4 separate regions of the Homo sapiens genome follow, and all the other regions are linked to region 1. The links are chromatin contacts, found by Hi-C or POLR2A ChIA-PET in ENCODE. All regions are on one chromosome and are shown on one strand. Each heading gives the region's core, a stretch centred on a gene start or an enhancer-like site at or near the end of the contact. The rest is flanking DNA. Distances are from core to core; before and after follow the strand shown. Region 1 holds the start of DCP1B (decapping mRNA 1B). Region 2 holds the start of FBXL14 (F-box and leucine rich repeat protein 14). Region 3 overlaps CACNA1C (calcium voltage-gated channel subunit alpha1 C). Region 4 overlaps CACNA1C (calcium voltage-gated channel subunit alpha1 C).

Region 1 (5,094 bases), core at 852-3,351:
TTGAACTAGGTCTCTCTGTTTTTCTGGCTACCACAGCCTTGAAGATTAGAACTTTGAAAGAATGACCTTTTCCTGAATGAATTATGCCCTGTCTGAAGGCAACATATCCAGCAAGCAGGAAAACATAACTCCTGTAATTAATGCATTGTGACACATCTGCTTTTTGATGAGGCTTTAGGTATCTAATAAACATCTGTAACTATCTTAAAAAGGTATCTATCACATTGATAAGGGTCAAAAGCCTATAGGAAACAACTATTATTCAAGAGAAATGCTCTACTCTCTTTATACTGACAGTTTCTTGGGATTCTCCAGACTCGAATCCCAGTGTCAAGTCAACTTACAGAACTATACATCCCTGGTCCTCATCTCTCTACTACGGAATTACTTTTACAGGATTATAACATTATACCTTTAGCATTTTTCTACAGAGCAGCAAAATAGCCATATGTAGAATATCTTTTTATATATTTTTAATTACCATGGAGGAAACTGTCTATGTTGCTCAATGTTCTTTATGTAAAAACGAAGGTGACACCTCGAAAAAACAAACAAACAAAAACAAACAAAAAAAGTAGGTGACAAATTCCCCTGGAAACTAGGGGGAAATAACCTCTTTCTCCTGATCAAGAGGTACACTTTCTATTACAGAAGAACGAATATTAAAGAGCTCTTCCTGTTCTCCTTTTGTGTTTGGCTACTAGGAGAGCAGACCTAAATTCTTTGCCCCATTCCGGCAAATTTCCTCCGTTAAGAACTTTGGGCAAAACTGTTTGTCTACCCCATTCTTGCTTGTCTTTTTATTTTTATGTTAATGATTTTCAGGTGAGTTTTTTACTACAGGCTGCTGAACTATACTGCAGATAAGTAGGCTTATGAATGTGGGTGTTAAAAAAAATACAGAGTTGTTCAACATGGATGTTTTCCTAGATTAAGTTTTGATGTTTATACAACCGACTTGAAGAACACAAAAAGTTTATCTGAAATCCATTCATCAAGGCTAAGTTCTCCATACTGTTTTGTAACTTATTTTAAAATGATGGATATCATGTATGTGATACATAATGGATGATGAATATTATTTGGACAAAACTCATTATGAGTAAAGAAACAAAATTACATGTCTCTACATTCGAGTGGGTGGGTTACAAAATTACAAGCAGCAATCCCTGCAACAGGATTCCAGTGTTCTAGGCTTCTACCCCATTCTAACTATGAGGAAAATGAAATTTCATTCCATTACCATTTACTGGGACTCTGCTTTGAGAAGAGCACTAAAATAATTTGGCTCCCAAATGACCTCCAATATCGAACTTGGTGTGCTGCCGTGTAATAATCTTCCCAAGAGCATCAGCTTCCTTCTAAGTGTTAGACCCTGCCCCATTTTGTCTTTTATTTGACGAGGTTGGCTCTTTTCTTGGTGTTTCCCCTTAAGTTTACAACTTGCAGATTTCTCCCCTTCTATCAAGTTTTGATTTCTCTTTGCCCCATCTAAGACTGACATTCCAAAATCAGAACTCTGCACTTTTATTCGTCTGCTGTCCCTGCCTCCCCCATAGCCACAGATTCACTGTAACAGAACTCTGCTCTACTTTCTCGAGCACATCGGTCTTCCGGCCATAAGGTATCAGGTCCTTCCTTTCCTTCGGCTCTTATGGTGCCGTACCCGATCGGTCTGGTCTCCCAGCGTTGGGTACGTTAGAGATTTAAGTCTTTTCCCCAACTCCAGGTAGCTCCACAGATCCGCCTTCCTTCCCCCAAACCCCCGAGACCCCATCTCCACAACTTCGGCCTCAGTCCCCAGATCCACCCACTTCCAGGGCGTCAACGTCTCCTCCCCCTCACCGGGTCCTCAAGTCCTGAGTCTGACGCCCCCCGCCTCCACCCCAACCCTGGGCTGCACTGCTCCGCCGCGTCCGCACGCACCCACTCGTTGGCCCGATGGCCGAAGGTGTACAGAGCCACCTGGCTGGCCACGTCCACGATGCGGTTGATATAGGGGTCGTGGCGCTGCAGGGCCGCTAGGCTGATGTCGCGCCCCTTTCCCACCAGGCCGCCTGCCGCCACGGCTGCCATCTTCCCTCCCTCCCAGACATAGGCACGGGGCTCTTGGAAGCCACTCTCAATAGATCGCAGAACGAGCGAGCTGCCTCGCAACCGAGAACCCACGGCGACCACACGGCCCGGGAGGCCTTCCGGCTCCAGTCACCCCCACCCTCCTGCCCGCCGACAGACGCAAGGCCTCACTAATCGATGGCCGCGCCCCGCCCACTGAGGATCGTTGCCACTGGCAACGACAAGCCCAGGCCTGCCCTCTGCATCCCGTTTCTTTCTCCAAGAGCTGTTTTTCTACGCGCTCGAGCCTTTGAGCTGTGTGTGCGGTAGGATTTCCTTCTTGGATGTGTTCGACCCCTTGGCATATCTTTTCTTTGGCGCTTCAGTGATCAAATCTATCACAATAAATAAGCCTCGAGCATCAAGAACTCTGAAGAGAAAGAGAACTGAATTGATTTCTGAATGCGCTAACACCCAGTGGTTCTCAAAGTGTGGTGTGGTCCTGGAACCCTTTGGGAGTTTCTGAGACCCTTTCAGGGGATCTGCAAGGTCAAAAAAAAAACAAAACCTTTTATGACAATGCTGAGACTTACTTATTTGACTTGTTCACTGTGGTGACGTTTTGCAGACAATGGTGGTTAAAAGCGCCGGTGGTTTAACCCAATCAAGGCAGGGGCACCAAACTGTATTGCTAGTCAAAGTACGCGTCACTAATCTGCACTCTCAGTTACAAAAGAAAAAAAAAAAAAGAAGAAGGTAGAGAGCCAGTGTCACCTGATGGTGTTCTTGATAAGCAGTAAGAATTATTAATTTCATTGAAGCTTAATCCTTGGGTACAATTCTTTTTAACATTCTGCATGAAAAAATAGGAAATAGGCATAAAGCACGTCTGCTGCAAAATGAAGTGTGTCATATTTGTCTCTAGGAAAATACTTCTGTGCTTGAGTTGTAGGCCGAATTCATGTTTTTATTTTTATTTTCATAAAACATTTTTACTTGAAAGAAAGATGGGCAAACTATGATTATTCAAACAGGTACTTGACAGACATTTTTCTGAAAATAAATAAAGTGTGCCTGTCACTTTCAGGAAAACAAGGGACAATTACTGCTGCCAATGATAATTTTTAAGCCTTCAAGCCAGAATTAAAAGTTTAGAAAATGTGTATCTACTGCCATGAGCTTGACATCTCAGTACTTAATGTTTTTTTTTCTGATGAGATCAGTGATGATATTAATGAGCGCAATTTTAACAAATCTTGTATAATGGAAAGTGTCAATATCTCAAAGATCTGCTTAACTCAGTGGTCCAGTATTTTCCAAAAGACCAATGTCTCATGCTACATAATCATGCACAGGCAAAAGATCCATTCAAGGACAAGGTGGACTAATGGATTTTTAATGTAACAGTATGAAAAGTTAATAGGATTTCAGATAGTACATTGCAGCTAAGCTTTGAGAAACTCCAGCTTGTCAAGTTTTGGTATATTATCCAAGAAGAATATCCACAATTGTCTGAAAAACTCTATTAAAATATCCATCTCTTTTCCAACTACATTATCTACATATGAGGCCAGAGTTTCTTCATATACTCCAAACAAAACACACATAGCCCGGGGTCTTTAAAGTTATTTTTAATTTCCAATATGGTAAATATAGGTGGGTATAACTCACATAAACAAAAGTTCTCTGAGGGAGTCCTTAATAATTTTTAAGAGTGGGCCAGGTGCGGTGGCTCCTGCCTGTAATCCCAGCACTTTGGGAGGCTGAGGCGGGCGGATCACAAGGTCAGTAGTTCAAGACCAGCCTGGCCAACATGGTGAAACCCCGTCTCTACTAAAAATACAAAAATTAGCCAGGAGTGGTGGCAGGTACCTGTAATCCCGGATACTCGGGAGGCTGAGGCAGGAGAATCGCTTGAACCCGGGAGGCAGAGGTTGCAGTGAGCCGAGATCCTGCCACTGCACTCCAGCCTGGGTGATAGAGCGAGACTCCATCTCAAAAATAAAATAAATAAAAAGTAATTAAAAAAATAATTTTTAAGAGTGTAAAGGAGTCTTGAGACTAAAAAGTTGAGAATGGTTGATCTAAACCATTTATCTAGCATTAAATATTAGAACAACTGTGCAGACATTACTACTCACATTCATAAATTCTTACCTATTTGATATAGAAATATCATAGATACGGCACACATACCCTCTCATAATAATATGTTGCAATATAATCTTTGCAGTCACAATTTCAATTGTACTGAAATTCTTGGTTAAGCTGCATTTTGGAGTCTCAGTCCTATTGACTCCCAAGCCTAACTTCCCAGTGGGGAAGAATACAGCAATGGCTTTCAAACAACTTTTTTTTGACTGAGGCTGGGGTCATTTGCAGTCTGACTGAGAACATATGTTTATATATTTATACCTGATATTAACTAGAATAAATGTTTCAATACTAAGTATACAGACATTTTTTAAAATGCTATTTGTGACTTTGTAAATTGGTTTCATGACCAACTAATGGATTGTGACCTGTAGTTTGAAAAACATAGGGCTGCAGCAACTGAGCAACCACACAAAGCTGACTAGACAACTTTCCATGTTAGTTCACTACCTTTTTCCAGTGTTACTGACCTCTTTGCTCTTAATCACATATGTGCTTCTAAAAACAAGTTTAATCTGTAATATGGGCAATGGAGAATTTTGTGATTAATTCTTGAACTAGTCACACTCTCTCACTTGATTAGCTGTTCTAATTTTGATTTTTCAGCATGAACCCACAGATTCTACTTTGCATTTCCCTCGTACATATAATGAGGCATTGTTTTTCTTTTGTCTGTTAAGTTCCATGATCCTTACACAGATCATTGTCCTCATAATTTTTCAGTCTTTCCATCTTTAAAGTGTAAAGAATAGATCATGGCCTCCAAAGAACGAATTGCTTTGAGCTCATTAGAGAAGACAGGCAATATAGGGGCCATTGTAAAAGCTTAAATGTTCATAAAACAAAAGTGTATACAAGTCTTAGTGATCTGTATGACTACAATTG
Region 2 (5,094 bases), core at 1,376-3,875, 410 kb before region 1:
AGGTCCTCAAATCCCAATGAACAAGGAGAAAAAGGAAATTATAGCCAGAATGTGGAAGTGGGGCACACTGGACGGATGGAGGCTGGGAAGAAGCCAACACAAAAAGACGGACAAACCCAAGGGCATCTTTCCAGTCTAGGCACAAACATGTTTCAGTCTCAAAATATCTCTCTTGTAGAATTCCAGGGCTTCAGAAAAAAAGTAAACTAAAACGAGGTAGCCAGACATATATATGTATATATATATATATATAATTTATATATATATAATATATAGAATATATTCAGCAGAAAAAAGGACCATGATTTCAAATTTTTTCCAAAAAAAAATTTTTAAACAGGAAAGAAGATTAAGAACATGAAATGAGCATGAATAGCAGAGTACTGTAAGAGGAGGAGTGATGAGAAGAGACTGGGATTAGTTACAAAGTGGAAGGGTGAAAAGGCCTTTGTAGCTGGGTTTGCTTTTTATACATTTCAAAATAAAAACCAGATCACAGTATTCAAATGAAAGCTGAAGTGAAAGCAGACATTTTCCTCAACTCCCCAGGGTTGAAAAGACCAGTCACTCCCCACCCCCATTTCCAGTCACAGCAGTGGGGATACAGTAGCTGAATCAGTCCTCCACCCCCTGCAGGGGAGTGGGTGGGTAAGCAGCAGAGTCCATCTCTCCATCCGCGGGGAAAAGGAGCTGGGAGTAGGGTAGGGTAGGAACCCCAGCTGCAAAGAGAATGGGCTGGAAGCCGGGAGGGGGCTGGAGGAGGGAGGAGGAAACGAGCCTGAGGCTTCTGTCATAGCCCCATCTCATCCGCTGCAATGATCTGTGCGTAAGTGTGCGTGTGAGTGTGTGGGGGCGGTGGTAATGGGAGGATGAACAGGGCGGGACAAGGGGAGCTGGTGCTGCCGCCCTCACCTGACCTTCTCACTGTCCGTCATCTGCCAGAGTCCCAGGTTGAGTACCTTGAGGCACGGCAGCTGCGTGATGCGCTCCAGGCCGCGCTTGGTGATTCGGGTGCAGCCGTACAGGTCTATGCCGGTGAGTTGGCTCAGGTGCTCAGCGATCAGCTCCAGGCCCTTGTCCGTGATGCGCACACACTGTCCAATGTTGAGCGTGCGCAGCCCGTGCATCTGCCGCACCATGCGGTTGATGCCATCATCACTGATGTGGCAGGAGCAGAGGGAGAGAGACTTGAGGCCATCCAGCCCCTGGGCTATGTAAGCCAGACTCTGGTCTCCCACCTTGTCACAGAACGAAACATCCAGCCCCGAGAGGCGCAGGCTGCCCATGGCCAGATGCATGATGCCCGTGTCACTGATGTTGTCACAGGAGCGCAGGTTGAGGCTGCGCAGGCTGCCCATGTGCGACAGGTGCAGGAGGCCAGCGTCCGAGATTCCCCCACAGAAGCTGAGGTTGAGGAGCCTCAGGCCCGTCAGCCCTCGGGAGATGTGCTTTAGAGAAAGATCTGTGAGCTTCTGGCAGTCCTGTAGCGTGAGCTGCTCCAGGCCCAGGCAGCCCTCCGCCGCGCTGCGCGTCATGCCGGCCAGGTGCCCGATGCCCACATCCGAAAGGTGGCGGCAGCTGCGGAGGTTAAGGCTCTTGAGGCGCTGCAGACCCCAGGCGATGAGCAGAAGGCCAGTGTTGGTGATGTTGCTGCAACCTCCCAGCTCCAGCACCTCCAGGCCCTTGAGGTACTGGGCTATGCGGCCCAGGCTGCTGTCAGTGATCTGCTTGCAGAGGCTCAGGTTGAGAGCGCGCAGGGAGCCGATCTCCTGCACAAACGCGTGGCCCAGCCCGTTGTCGGTGAGGTTGTAGCAGCCGCTGAGGTTGAGGCTCTCGATGTTGGCCATGCCCTGGATCACGTAGCTGAGGCTGCGGCGGAGGCTCAGGATCTGCACCCGGCGGATGCCCCGGGCCTGCAGGCTGGGGAACAGCGACGGGTTGGCCCGGCGCAGGTGCAGCTTGGCCTCCACCCCCCGCCACACCGACTTGTGGTAGGCGGCGTCCCGCCAGGCGGTGCACACCTGCGCCGCGCGCCCCTTGTCCCGGACGTCCAGGTAGCCGAAGATCATGGCCAGCAGCTCCGGGAACAGGCATGAGATGTGGGTCTCCATCTTCCTCCTCCCCCCTCCGCGGCGCTGGGGGGAGGAGGCGCGGGCCCCGCCGCTCCGGCCTCGGGCAGGCGACGAGAGCGCTTCTCCCCAGCCGCCGCCGCCGCCGCCGCCGCCGCCTCGGGCCCAACGGCCGGCCCCTCCCCGCCTTCCGGCTCCGGCCGCCGCCGCCGCTCCTCCTCCTGGTCCGTCCGTCCTTCCTTCCTGCCGGCTGCGCCTCCGGCCCGGCCCTCCCCCGCCCCGGGCTCCGCACGGCGCTCACATCCCGGGCGGGGAAGGCGCCTCGCTCTCGCTCCCGGAGGCCGGCCGCCGCCGCCGCCTCGGCTCTACCCACGCCGCGCCCGGGCCGCGCCGCTCCGCCCGCGCCGCCGCGCCCACGCCCCCTGCCGCATCCTCCGCCTCCTGCCGCCGCCGCTGCTCCGCGGGCCGGCGGGCGGCGAGGGGGCCCCGGGGGCCGGGCGCACGGGCTCCGGGCGCGGAGGAGGCTTCCTGCTGCCTTTGTCTCTCGCCCGCTTTTCAAACCTCCCAGCCCCGGGCCGCCCGCACTCCGCCGCCCAGGCGGGGGGACCAGGAGGCCAATCCCGGCCGGCGGCGTGCGTTCCTTCTCCCCCGCCGTCCGCGGCCACTTGGGAGCTGCCGGCCCCCGCACCAAGGACGCCGCGGCCGTCCGGCCGGAGCGCGGCTCGGCGCAGACCCCGGGCGAGCAGGCGGGCCGTGCGTTTGGTAGCGCCCGGGCCGGCCCCGGCTCCGCCGCCCTGCAGCGCGTCCCCTCCGCCGCTCCCGCTCCCCCGCGCCCGCGCAATGGTACGGGCCTGCGCTGCCGGAACTGTGGAGCCGTTGCCCTGGAAACCGAGTTCGGCCTGGTCCCGTGGCCCCTGATTTTTAACCCTGTGGGCGCCACGGGGGAGCGGCAGCTGTCAGCAGAGCGCCTCCCCACCCGGCTTCTTTTCACCCGGTAGCCCGTTATTGAGCCGTTCCCTCTCTGGGCCACGCCCCAGCCCCGTTCCTTCTTTTTCTTTGCTGTTGAAGTCTGCGCAGCCCCTTCCCACAGTTTACCCCTGCAATTCGTTACCCTTATTTCACACCCCTCTCCCTTGATTATCCCTGCGAGAGCCGCCTCCTATAGCAGTGCTCAATAATCGTCACCCCAACTCTCCTTTTCTTACTGTCCCTAATGCCCCTTAACGCCTCATTATCACACCCCCTGCTCCCCCGGTTGGGGCTGTTTACTACGACGCCTTTCTCTCCAGTCTTGTGTCTTAAATTGGAGAGAAACTCGGCTGTACTCATCTTAAACAATGACCCCCTCCAGTCGGTGTTCTAGAAATTTCTAGAATTATCCATGACTACTTCCTTCTAGCATCTTCTGATGGTTTCCAGACACGCTGTGTGTGTTTCCCTCGGTACTTGATACATCAAAACTTCCCTCTACTTCTGAACGCTGCTGCGCCACCAATGCCCTCAGTCCGCTTTGCTTACAGGGGAACAGCCTTCCCCTAAGCCTTGTTTTAGGAGCTTTCTCCTTGTCATCAGCCTTAGACTATCAGTTGTATGGCTCAGTTGTACTGATAGTCAATATATTCGTATATGCTGAATCCAATTTACTTTTTGATTAAAATGGAATGACAGTTGAACTTGGTTTAAGACAATCCAGTCGTGTCTGTTGGTTTATCAACCGTTTTATGGAAGCAGGGCACAATTCCATTCTAGGATGTAGCCCCTGGGTCCTAAATGTCCGTACTAAGGATAGAATTTCAGAAGTTTCATTTTAACTACCCCCAAACCAAGAATTTTTGGATCAGAGAAAATGATCCTCTGTATTTTAATTTATGGATCCACACAACTAGATACAAGACCAGCGGATTTATCAGAAAGGGAAAATGGTTTCATTGATTCTTTGAGGACCTGAACAAGATTTGGAAGGGGTTCCATATTCAGTGTAGGAGAGTAACTTTTGCCCAAGCAACCACTATTAGACCAAATACATACAGATTCAGTAATAGGCATAATACACCTTTTACACCCCTACCACTCCTCTTTCCTAAATCAGGAAATGCAGAAGCAAAAATTCTCGCCAGCTTGTTACCTCACCCACATTACACGCAGTGTGGAGCCCATAGATTTTTATAACCTTCTTGAAAAAATAGACTGTACTGTTAGTCATCCAGTACATCCAGATGTACGGTGGCAGTAAGTGTCACGATTCTGGGGTATGCCTGGGCTTCACTCTTCTCCTGGAGGTTATCTAGGCTTTTATTCTTCTCAGTCACTTCTGCCTAAACGTTTACCTTAAATTCTGCGCAAAAGTCACTTTTTGATTGTTCTGTGCACCTAGATGTGTTTGGGTTGATGTCAAGGCCTTAATCCAAAGCACCTTAGTGTAACTTAATCCTGCTTAATAAAAAACAAAGTACCCCACACATTTGGGGGGAATTTTAGACAAGGGGCCTGACCAGCCTCGGACTAAGAAGGAGCCTAATGGTTTTCCTTCTCTAGAAAGGCCCTTGTTCTCAAATCTGAAGAGTCATTCAGAGGTATCTGGAAGCACTTTCTCTAGAAGTTGGCCATCTGGTCCTCGTTCTAACAACAGTTTTTCTTGAATTCTAGAATCTTATTAACACAAAGCCTTTTATTTAAGGCACTCAAGTATATATTATAAGGATTTTCAGCAATATGACTATTTTCACCTTCAATAAATAGGAAAATATAGCATCAAGAAGCATCACAGAAAAAGCATTCCCGGGGAAAAGGAACTAGGGCGTAGAATGAGCCCTATGCCGAATCTGAACACCTGGTGACTTTATGCTACTGAGGAAACGACTCTCCTTTCTGGGTCTCGGTTTCCTTGTGTAACACCAGGATGATTTGACTAGGTAATCTTCAGGGACCTTTCCAGTAGGAACACTCTGAGGCCAAGAGCCTAGCATACTGTCTCCTTAACCCATGGAACAATTACACATTGTTCCTAATGCAGGCTCCAGATATT
Region 3 (5,094 bases), core at 1,030-3,529, 390 kb after region 1:
TTCTCCATTTCTTCATGCTTGATTTTCAAGGGAAGATGTAGAATAAATTTGAGCCACCTTCCCCTGCAAGTATACCTTTAAATATTAAATATTTTACTTAATTATAAAATCCCCTGCTGTCTGGAGAGAATGGCCACCTTCTCTCCTTAGTGGAAACGATGTCATCGCATTTACTGAGTTTGTGAATGTAAAGTGTTTTCAGACTGTAAAACCCTGGATGGGGTTCTGGAAGGCCTCCTCTCTGGGCCCATCCAAAGGGGTCTTCAGAAGTGCATTGGTGACAAGAATGGCATCAAGTAGGAAGGGCCCCAGGTGTAGAGGGATGGGCAGTGGACACCTCTGTCAGGAAGAGTCTTCCTTATCCAGGGCTATCAGGATCAGGAGCTAGAGCCCACGTTTGGAGAAAACACAAGAAGTAGTACCAACCCAGTGAGTCTCGGGTAAGAAATTGGAGTGGTTTGGTTTCCCATCTCTAACTTGGCCAGATGTACCATAAGCTGTATCTGCAAAGCCAGTGTAAGGCTAGACTTAAGTTCAATTAGGATCCAAATTCTTCACTGTCAACTTGTCTAAGTTTTTGTTTATTTCACTTAGTTTCCTAGTGAAATTTTCATTTGAAAATTCCCAGCCTTATTTATTTATTTATTTACTTATTTTAATAGAGACAGGATCTCACTCTGTTGCCCAGGCTGGAGTGTAGTAGCACAGTCATAGCTCACTGCAGCCTCGACCTCCCAGGCTCAAATGATTTCCTGCCTCAGCCTCCAGAGTAGCTGGGACTACAGGCAGGAAGCACTGTGCCTGCACTCCAGCCTTCTTTTCTTTTCTCTAGCTTTTTTTTTTTTTTTTTTTAAATATTTGAGACAGAGTCTTGCTTTGTTGCCCAGGCTGAAGTGCAATGACATGATCTCAGCTCATTGCAACCTCCGCCTTCTTGGTTGAAGAGATTCCCCTGCCTCAGCCTCCCAAGTAGCTGGAAACACAGGTGTGCACCACCATGCTCAGCTAATTCTTGTATTTTTAGTAAAGATGGGGTTTTGCCATGTTGACCAGGCTGGTCTCGAACTCCTGGCCTCATGTGATCCATCCACCTTGGCCTCTCAAAGTGACCAGCCTTATTTTAACTGAATAAAGGGAAAGGGGCTTTTTTTTTCATGACCCTGAAGACAGAGGGACTCAGTGCGCCCCCAGTGGCCAGAGGCTGTAGTTACAGGGAAAGCAAGTCGGGTCCCTCTGAGCCTCTGGAAGAGCCAAGTGGCTGGCTGCTGGAACCATCCAGGAGAAACCAGATTTTCCAGGCTAGAGCTGTTTCCTTTTTCCAGTCTGAGGCTTCCCATGTATTCCTTTCAACGCAGCACCTCTATGTGCATCCCTGAACCCTATGATCTGAGAAAAGGTAGCCGAACCCCCGACTTTCTCTTTTGCATTGACATTAGCACAGATCTGAGCCACATGAGTAGTTGCTCATACCATTATCTGCCTTTGGTTGAGAAATTAGAAGGTGCTAGGCACAAACACACGTCATCTTATTTAATCTTTACAAGCCAGGATCCGGTACTAGGGTCCCCAGTGTTCAGAGGGATTAATTTGTCAAGATCTCACAGTGAGTAGATTCCAGTCTACCTCACTGGAGCCTGGTGCCCGTCCCCATGGTCTGCACTCCTGGTGTTGAACCTCAGCAGGGGCTGTCCCTGGCCTGCTGAAACAGTTCAGCTGACCAGGAAGTGTGTGTGCGTGGTGTCTTTTGTACAGTCTCAGCCCCTGGGTCTGACACTCTGATGGTCTTTTAGGGTGCTGGGTTATTTCCTGGGGTTCTATCTGTGCCAAGTTGTGTATCTTTCAGTGACACACATCTGTTCAAGCCTTCTGAGTTGGGGAGCAACAGAAAGAGGTGAAGAGAGAAAGCACTCTGGGAAACATGGAAATATTTTTGCAGCCTGATTGTCTCTGCATGCAACACTAGCAAAGCTGTTTCTGCTCCCTTTCGGTGTCCGAGTCAAGGGGACGAAGAGGCCTGCCCAAGAAGAAGAGGGATGATTTTTCTCTTTCTGTGGTTGGGGGCAGAAAGGCGATCCGGCTGCCCAAGTGGTTCAGGTCAGGCTTAACTCGGTCTGTGGCCTCTGGCCTGGGGAATGTGCTGAGCTTTGATTCAGCTAAGCAGTGGCTTGTTGCCCAGGCCTGTGGTCCTCCAAAACACCAGCTGAGGATCCCAAAACTTAGGGCCCTTGTGAACAGGGTGAGTTGTTGTCACCAGGACTTGCCTTGTCACCACCTATTACATTTTCTGGGGACCCAGCAGCCCCTGGCCTATGGCCACACAGCAGGCGCCTCTTGGCCAAGAGCTCTGGCATGAAGCTAGGCCTCTCCAACTATTTAATGTTTCATTAGCGGTTTTCTAAAGGCATGGGGCCAAGCCTGGCCGAGCCACACCATTCAGAAGTACGTGAACACTTCATAAAACCAAACTGTTGAAGGATCCCAAACCCAGGAATCTGGTCACTTGGAGTCCAGGCTGGAGGCCCAGGGCAGGCTGCTGCACTGTCTCAGCTCTTTCTTGGTCTGGATACTTCTGGGCCACACATCTGTCTCTCAAACTGTTTAGCCTGTTAGTAGTTCTAAACTAACTTCTAAATAGTTTATATTTGGGGTTCACCAACCTGTTTTCATATCTGATGAAAGCTTTGGACTTGCCCCAGAAAGAGACATCCATGCACATATGTACAACATTGTGCTTAGAATTGCAAGGTATTCACAAGCCACACTCTAAAGATCATCAGTGGATCCAAGTGGAGAACCCCTGTGCTAAACCACACTTGCTTCCACACTTAAACTCTGGGGACTGTGGAGTGTTATCCATCAAGAAGAGTAAACAGGTATTGGGTTTTGTTTTGTTTGGCTTTTTGCTTGTGTCTTGGATTTTGAATCGAAGTCCTTGAGTGGTAGAATGGGGGCTAGATCATTAGAATCACTCCAGACTTCACAGGTAAGAGTGGGAGCTCAGTTGAGTGACAGGCCCATCCCAGACACAAAGTCACTCCAGGGCAATTATTCAGAGCCCCCAGGAGCTTTCACGCTCTAGGAGCAAGTCAGGTAAGCAGCAGCAACACACGTGCCGCGGAGGCGGCACCTACATTCAGACTCTCATTGCTCTTGATTGACTGGGTGGCCCTGGACCAGTCCAGAGTCCACGGCTCTGGAAATGGTAATCAGGCTTGTGGTTGCAGGGGAATTTATGTGTACCAAGTGACTGGCACAAAACAGAGGCCCAATACACTCAATGCTGGCAGATGATAGACACAGTGGAGCAGCAAAGCTGGTGAGGATGGAAACACCCCATCACCTGTGAGTGGGATTAGAGCGTCTGCAGAGGGCATCCTGCTGGCTTCCCAAGCCATGAGCCTTCTGATAAATCTTACTGCTCTGTCAGAGCCTCTGATTTAGGGGTAGGGAGGGGCAGTCAGGAGAAAGCATAGTTAGCTCTCGGGCAGCTAGCTGTGGCAGACAGCGTGCTTTGTCCCTCAGATGAGTCACAACAAGCGCCCTTGGCAGGCAGGAAGGACTTTGAAGTGTGGTGCCCCAAAGGGCTGGTCCAGGAGGCCCCTGCCTAGCCCCTGGGCCTGTCACTCCTGAATCTCCATCACTGGCCCGAGGGCAGGCCCAGGCTTGAAATAAACTCAGGCCAAGCTGGAGGCGCAATTAGAAGGAAGAGAGCCATTTGGCTTTTTCCAAAAGGTAAGAAGGAGGACTTCTCATTTTTGTGCTTTAAATATCAATGCACTCTTTTGATGCCATTATTTGCATTTTCTGAGTTCCACTGTTCTTGGGCAAAATCCAATAGCCCAGCTCTGAAGGCCTCTTCCACATACGTGCCCCTCCCCTGGAGAATCCCTCACACCTTCTTTGAGCTACCAGGCCAAGAAAATTGTATTGAGCTTTACCTCGTGAAGTTTGCATTTTAAAAGCAAGATGTGTTTTTTCATCTCTAAATATAAAGTTTTCACATTGAATAAGCTTTTCCAAACTATATGCCCTTCATCTGGATACTCTGTGGAAGCAAAGGGCAGCATGGCTGGGTGGTGCTGAGTCGGGCAGAGCTCTGGTCTGTGCATCGGGAGACTGGCCACTCACCAGATGACTTCTGGGAGCCACCATTCCTTATCTGAAAGCTGGACAGCTGGGGGCCTCCATACCTTACATCCTGCCCACCTTCCACAGAGTTGTCATCATTGACTGAGTTATGTCTAGAGAAGCACTTTGAAATGCTTCTCCAGCATTCCAGGTCAGAACAGGGTGGCCTACCCCACCCAAAGCTGCAGAAAGAGAGGGGAGCGTGGGTCCAGGGGAGAGGATGTGTGGGGTCTAAAGATGCCCAAGACAGTTCCTGGTGAGACAGCCCAAAGGAGGCAGCAGGCTAGAAACTTGCAGAGGAACAAGGAAGCTGTGACACCTTCTTACCTGGGGACCTCAGGACAGGAAGAAATCATGAAACATTCTTACTGGGAAAGCCAGAGGAGCTTTCCTAGTATTTTTGTTATTGGTAACAGCTGTGAGGTGCCCCCTCAGTGCCCTGGCAACTGTCATTGTCACAGACCCCAGGAACATGGGGCTTTGGGTACAGTTTGACCCTCTCCCTGAGATGGAAGATCTCCCTTAACACCTCCCCCCGGGGACTTGAGACAGGGGTGGCTCCTTTGCTCGGCTGCTGCACTCTAACCCTTTGTGGGAAGGGGAGCATGCAGGTGAGTGGGTGCAGGAGGCAGGGCAAGTGCTCTTGGGCTTTGGCAGGAATGAACCCCATACCTGCCCACAACAATGTCTAGTGGTTGCCTGTGACCTCTAGAGCCTCAGAGGGTGTGAGTTACAAACAGTGCTCCTTTAGTATTTTCCATCCGTGGATGACTAAATGTTAAACCAGGTCAGTGGAGGATCAGGGCGACAGCCTTTTACCCCCTGTCCTCTTGGTGCCTGGGTTCTTGTCCGGGATCTAGGAAGAATCAGGTCACACAGATGTGAAGGATGGTGAATGCAAAGATTTTATTGAGTGGTGGAAATAGCTCTCAGTAGGATGGGGAGCTTGAAAGGGGATGGAGTGGG
Region 4 (5,094 bases), core at 1,050-3,549, 280 kb after region 1:
AAAAGGAGACCTGCAGTCTGGCTGCGGCAGGTCTCAGCAGAATCTTTAGCTTTCTTCAGGCTTGATCAGCCACCTCAAGACCTGTGCTCATTTAAAGAACAGAGAGTACATGTAAGTTAGGAATGTTCTCGACTTCAAGTAACAGGATACTTAAGGACTCTGAATTGGTTCAGCAGCTCAAGATGCCACTGAGAACCAAGGCTCTTTCTCTCTTTCCACTTCCTTATACTAAGTCTGTTGGCTTTTCATATTCAAGCTGATTTCCTTATGGTTGCAAGATGGTTGTCAATGGGGCTCCAGGCATCACACCCCCATTCAAGGCAGGTGGAACCAGGAAGGAGTGGAGCCAATAACACTCTGGCCCTTTTTTTTTTTTTTACATAAAACAGAGGCTTTCCCAGAAGTCCCTAGCATAGTACTTCTTGAATTTAATCTACACAAGGATCCCCTGGGAATCTTGTTAAAATATAGGTTTGGATGTAGTAGATCTTGGGTAGAGCCTGAAATTCCACATTTTGATCAAGCTGCCAGAGTGTGTCAGTGTGGCTGGAAACTGCATTTTGAGTAGCAAGGTGCAAGGCTACTTCTCCTTACTCTTAGTGACACAATCCAATTAACTAGCTACAACTGGCTGCAAGGGAGGCTGACAAAGTATCTTACCTTTTTCAGGGGAGACTTTGGGTAGCAAACCAATATCAGTCACAGAATTCTACTGAAAATGCAGGGTATGGAAGCATCTGAAGTCACAAGGTTGGGCTGGACAAATTAGAGCCTTCACCTCCATGAGGGAAGACCATGGACCCCTTACTCTATATCCACACTCAGCCTGCAGGGACAGGGCATTATTGCCACGAGCCAGTCTGTCCTGTATACTCACTGGATTAGGGATTCCACTTTCAGAATTTTATCACCTTAGCACCCAGCACAGTGCCCGGTACACAGCAGGTACCCAATACGTGTCTATTACACTGAAATGTTTATTGGCACATGGTCTAAAGACAGTGCCAGGGAATCCTGTGAAAATGCAGTGCTGATTCGGGAGATCCAGGATGGGGATCCAAGATGATGCATTTGGAACAAGCTCCCAGAGGATGCTGCCGTCTGGTCCGAATCCTGGGCCCCACTTTCAATAGAAAGGGCCTAGGACATGCAGAGTAAAGTCCTTCCTCCTGAGTTAGCAGCAGCTACTTGTGCTTCATTCATGCAGGCATGAAGCTGCTTGCAAGGATGTTAGCAGATATTAGATATGGCTGGTGGGGAGGAGTAAGGAGGGCCTTGGCTATGCCTTTTTCCAAGATCCGGGAGCTGGATGCTCAGAGATCTCATCCCTGGCTTCCTTGTCCACTGAAAACAAAACAGCAGTATACCCGGGTGAGGAGAGAGACCAGCCAAGCACGTCTTTCAACAACTCTTAACTTGCTTGGCTCCAGCCACGAAACAGGAACCCGCCATCCCCCTAGCTCGTCCCTGGCCCTCAGGAAGTGCTGAGGCTCTGCCGGGCTGCATGAGTGAGGGGCCGATGTCTTTCAGATGTTGGGGCTTCAGCGGGGGAGTGGGGTAAGCTGGGGAGAGGGAGCATTTTTTTGTGAATATTTTACCCACGGAAAAAGCTGAATTCTCTAGAACAGACCTCTAGATTTTTTTTTTTTTTTTTGGTAGTGGGAAGTGAGTTACTGGAATTTCTTCTGAATTCGAAGCCAAACAAAGTTTCTTGCGGTTTTAGTTACACAAGCGGCTGCTGCCAAGATGGAATGAATGAGAAGAGCCACTGAAAGGAAGAGACAGTGAGGGGCTGGGGGAGGAGGGTGCAGAACAGGACCCAGGCGCAGCACAGAACAGCCCTCCAGGCGGGCATACTGCCCGCTTCTATGCTGTCAACTCTTTAGGGAGAGAGCTCACTGTTCTGTCTGCCTCCCAGGATCAGAATTAAAAAGAAAAAAGGTCTGTGAAAGTGAGGCATACACTGGCAGACACGCACACATGTAAATGATTATCATTGCTTTGTAATTTACCATAATTCCGGCCTGTGCACTCTATGGGGTCCTGCTTTGTTCAGTTTCCTGACTGAGTGGCAGTTGGACGAGACACTTCTGCCCCTAAGCTGCAGGCAGGCGGCTCTCATTTCAGCCTTGTTCCAGTGTGAGTCTGCAGGGAAGGGATGCCCGCTGCTCCAAGGGGAAGCAAGGATAATTAACTTCTACCAGTGATCCCCAAACTTCATTTTCCTTAGAGCCTGAAGCCTCCTCCTTGTTACCTTCCTGGTAGCCACAGAATGGGCCAGGGCCATGTGTCTCCTTTCATTTCTCCAGCCTGCCCTCTGGTGGGCGATGCCCTTCAGTGAGCGGGGCCTGGGGTAGGGCCGTTCTGCAGATCCTGGGTTGGCTTCCAGTGGTGCCTGGCATCTCTCCTGCTCTCTGGGAGGAGGGACGGGCCGCTAAGTGCTGACGGCAGCCTGTCACTCACACCTTGCTCCCTCTGTAGAAACACTCTGTTTCTCTCCATTCCATCCCTGCGTGTTACCTAGCAGGAATTTCCTCTTCCTTGGGTCAAGCGGGTGGGAAGGGCTCATGATTGCTGACTGAACTCAACCCTTTACACTGGGCATTCAATGTCATCACATTGATAACTTGAAATGGGCAGTAGTGGGAACATTTACACCACAAAAACTGGCATATGCTACACCCAGAGCTTTCCTTCCCCCTCTCCTAAAAGCCAGTTGCTAAAACATTTAACAACATACCACTGGCTGGAACCACTTGTGAAGGTGACGTAGGGCTGCAGGGAGAGCCCAGGTAGTGGAGGAAATGGCAGCCTTCCTTCCTTGCCCATAGCCTGTGCCGGCTACAACTCAGGAGCTTTTGGAACTTAGGAGCTCTGTTCTTAAACTCTCCTTAAACACCTCCTCATCCCAGACGGGTTGACTTTCAATGAGAGGACTCTGCTGTGCCGCAGAGCTGGAATCACTCAAAGCAGAGTGATGGACGAGACTTACTTTCGACGTTCCTAGGCTCCCTTCCACCGTTCCCTGGTCTCCAAACCCCATGTTCTTATCTGACGGTATTTCTACTCTTTTTCTCAACCTGTTGCTAACGTGCTCATTCGAGAGAGGCTGGTGCGCACCTACCCAGCGGCTTTTTGGGCGGCAGTGGAAGGGAGTGTTTTATTAGGAATTTACGTTATATGTGCAAGGAATACCACATGGATGGTAAAGTTCAGCCGTTTTCCACTGAAGATAGGGATTCTTCAAACTGCACAGCTTTTCAGGCCATTTCGTTTAGGCGAGCCCTCATGTTATAGTCAGGGAGTTTGAGGCCCAGGGACATTTCCCAGGGGATGAACTCTAACTAAAAATGAAGGTCTCCTAGTCCTGTCGCCTGTTTTCTTCACTCAGCTGTTTAAAGGGATGTTGCCTCGTGTGAATTATGGATGACTGCCAGAGTTATTAGAATGAACAGAGTTACCAAGAGCTAAATACTCGTCATTTATACCTGGCCGGTTCTGTTTTCAGTTGTCCTTTTTCTTTGCAAAGAGCTTTGAAACAAGACTGGCCTGCTTGACCTTCCATTTAGAGTTAATGTCAAAGCTTGCTGAGGCCTGGGAAACAGGTTTGGTTGTTTGCATTAAAAGGGAGTAGGAAGCAAGAACCTTAATTATCCTAGGCTCTGGCCTATTTAATAAGGAATTTGAGAAGATGTCTTAGTGGCTAGTATTCCTAGAACATAATACTTGAAAGTGGAGCGAGCGGGTGAAAATATGCCTTAGGCAGGAAGCCAGATAGGAAGGGCCAGTGTCTACAGGCTCTGCACAGTAAGGACCCTGTGGGAAGATGTCACAGGTAACAGGGCCTGATGGCCCAGCACCCAGCTGCTTTGCAGTAGTTCTGGCTTCGGGGCTTCTCTGGGTGGCTGAAGAACAGGTCTGTGAGGTTCATTCGGGGGCTCTTGTTGATCAAGTGTGGATGGTGTGCCGGACACAGGGCTGGGGCTGCAGAGTGGAGGAGGCGCAGTCCCTCCCCCGAGAGCACTGTGGCCAGTGGAAGGAGACAAACAAGAAACAATGACAGGACCCAGGCTCAGGCTGTCATGAGCAGCCCTCCTCTGGAGAGTGGGAAATGTGCGTTGGGAACTCATGCTTACAACTTTTATGTTTTTTCTTACTGAGCAATGCTCATAACAGGAGAAAGGATTTCTTCACTGTCCCAAAAGAATGTGCCTCAGGACTGAAATTGGTAGTGGCCCTCCCTTACTCATGTGCCCCAAGCACATTGGAACGCCAGAGGAATTTTAAGCAGATTTTTATTCTTGTTTTCTGGAGGCAAAATCTAAAGTGAAGGGTGTGTGTGGAGAGGTCATGCAAGAAATTTGGAAGCTGTGTGCCTTGTCTGGCTGACTGTCCCAATTACCCCGGGCCCAGAGGTGGGAGGTCCCACAGGGGCCTGCCCCCAGTTGACAGAGGGCTCTTTACCGTTAGGACCCCTTCTGGGTTTCTCAAATTATGGCTTTTCCTCCTTCATGGTCTCCTGGTACTTTTAACCCCTTCTCTCCATTTTTCCCAAGGAATATTCTAGAGGAAGGGTTTCTGGGAATGACCTTCCCAAGGGGAGGGATCGGGCAAGTATTGAGTCATTCCTGCTCGTCTGGATTGTGATTGCGACCCGTGCCTCATGGAGTGTCGCTGGATACGCGATCAGTGTCCCTTGAGGCAGTGCTGCACATGGTGCAGTTCCAGAGAAATGAGGGAATGAGAATGAACGTGGCTGCTCGTGTGTTCCGTGGCTGTTTAGGAAGGTTGGGTCAGTGGAGATCAGGGCCCGAAGAGCAGTTTCAGCCTGCGTGGTCTTGATGTGGTCTTGGCTGATGAGAAGCTCCCTCCAATTCTGTGATTCTGGGTAAAGCAGACCATGTGCCATCGGGAGTGCTCCTGTGATTCTTTAAGTTAGTAATTCTCATCCCTGGCCACACATAAGAATCATCTGGGATCATTTAACAAAAAACAATGCCAGGATCCTACAGTCTACTCCACGCCCTTCATTTTCAAACTTGAGTGGGCACCAGAATCACCTGGAGGATTTGTGTAAACACAGATTCCTGGGCT

The links. A loop is a pair of places that touch in the nucleus more often than their neighbours do. ChIA-PET counts read pairs that join two places held with the same protein, here RNA polymerase II (POLR2A). Pooled maps may share reads with other maps.
Region 2: a map of naive thymus-derived CD4-positive, alpha-beta T cell shows a loop between it and region 1 (23-fold over the local background). The contact joins the promoter of FBXL14 here to the promoter of DCP1B in region 1. A Hi-C loop is called at or near these places in 2 of 168 maps with a recorded cell type or tissue (both naive thymus-derived CD4-positive, alpha-beta T cell), 1 of 37 single-sample maps with no recorded cell type and 9 of 50 pooled maps. POLR2A ChIA-PET finds 5 or more read pairs at or near these places in 1 of 52 experiments (CD4-positive, alpha-beta memory T cell).
Region 3: a pooled map shows a loop between it and region 1 (3-fold over the local background). The contact joins the enhancer-like site here to the promoter of DCP1B in region 1. A Hi-C loop is called at or near these places in 1 of 37 single-sample maps with no recorded cell type and 2 of 50 pooled maps. POLR2A ChIA-PET finds 5 or more read pairs at or near these places in 1 of 52 experiments (activated CD8-positive, alpha-beta memory T cell).
Region 4: a loop to region 1 is called in a pooled map, with 2.1 times the contacts of the local background. The contact joins the enhancer-like site here to the promoter of DCP1B in region 1. A Hi-C loop is called at or near these places in 3 of 50 pooled maps. POLR2A ChIA-PET finds 5 or more read pairs at or near these places in 3 of 52 experiments (AG04450, IMR-90 and MCF 10A).

The regions. Positions count from the first base shown.
Region 1 is chr12:2,002,356-2,007,449 of GRCh38, forward strand. DCP1B (decapping mRNA 1B) reads right to left here and starts at 2,102. Exons shown (of 9, transcript NM_152640.5): 1 at 1,927-2,102. The coding sequence starts at 2,076. It also overlaps a transcript of CACNA1C not described here. RefSeq lists enhancers at 1,184-1,823, 2,148-2,377.
Region 2 is chr12:1,591,956-1,597,049 of GRCh38, forward strand. FBXL14 (F-box and leucine rich repeat protein 14) reads right to left here and starts at 2,626. Exons shown (of 2, transcript NM_152441.3): 1 at 918-2,626. The coding sequence starts at 2,111. RefSeq lists enhancers at 580-1,183, 1,701-1,890, 3,261-3,330 and silencers at 1,101-1,150, 2,131-3,000.
Region 3 is chr12:2,394,377-2,399,470 of GRCh38, forward strand. The region is part of intron 3 of CACNA1C (calcium voltage-gated channel subunit alpha1 C); the gene reads left to right. Among named protein-coding and RNA genes, the nearest start is that of CACNA1C-IT3, 130 kb to the left of the region's middle. Within about 2 kb of position 2,280, at least 9 of the 41 ENCODE cell types and tissues checked have a DNase peak (open chromatin) inside an H3K27ac peak, as active enhancers do.
Region 4 is chr12:2,282,657-2,287,750 of GRCh38, forward strand. All of the region lies in intron 3 of CACNA1C (calcium voltage-gated channel subunit alpha1 C), which reads left to right. The region is part of intron 1 of CACNA1C-IT3 (CACNA1C intronic transcript 3); the gene reads left to right. Among named protein-coding and RNA genes, the nearest start is that of CACNA1C-IT3, 15 kb to the left of the region's middle. Within about 2 kb of position 2,300, at least 19 of the 41 ENCODE cell types and tissues checked have a DNase peak (open chromatin) inside an H3K27ac peak, as active enhancers do; they include IMR-90, where a contact is called at or near this core.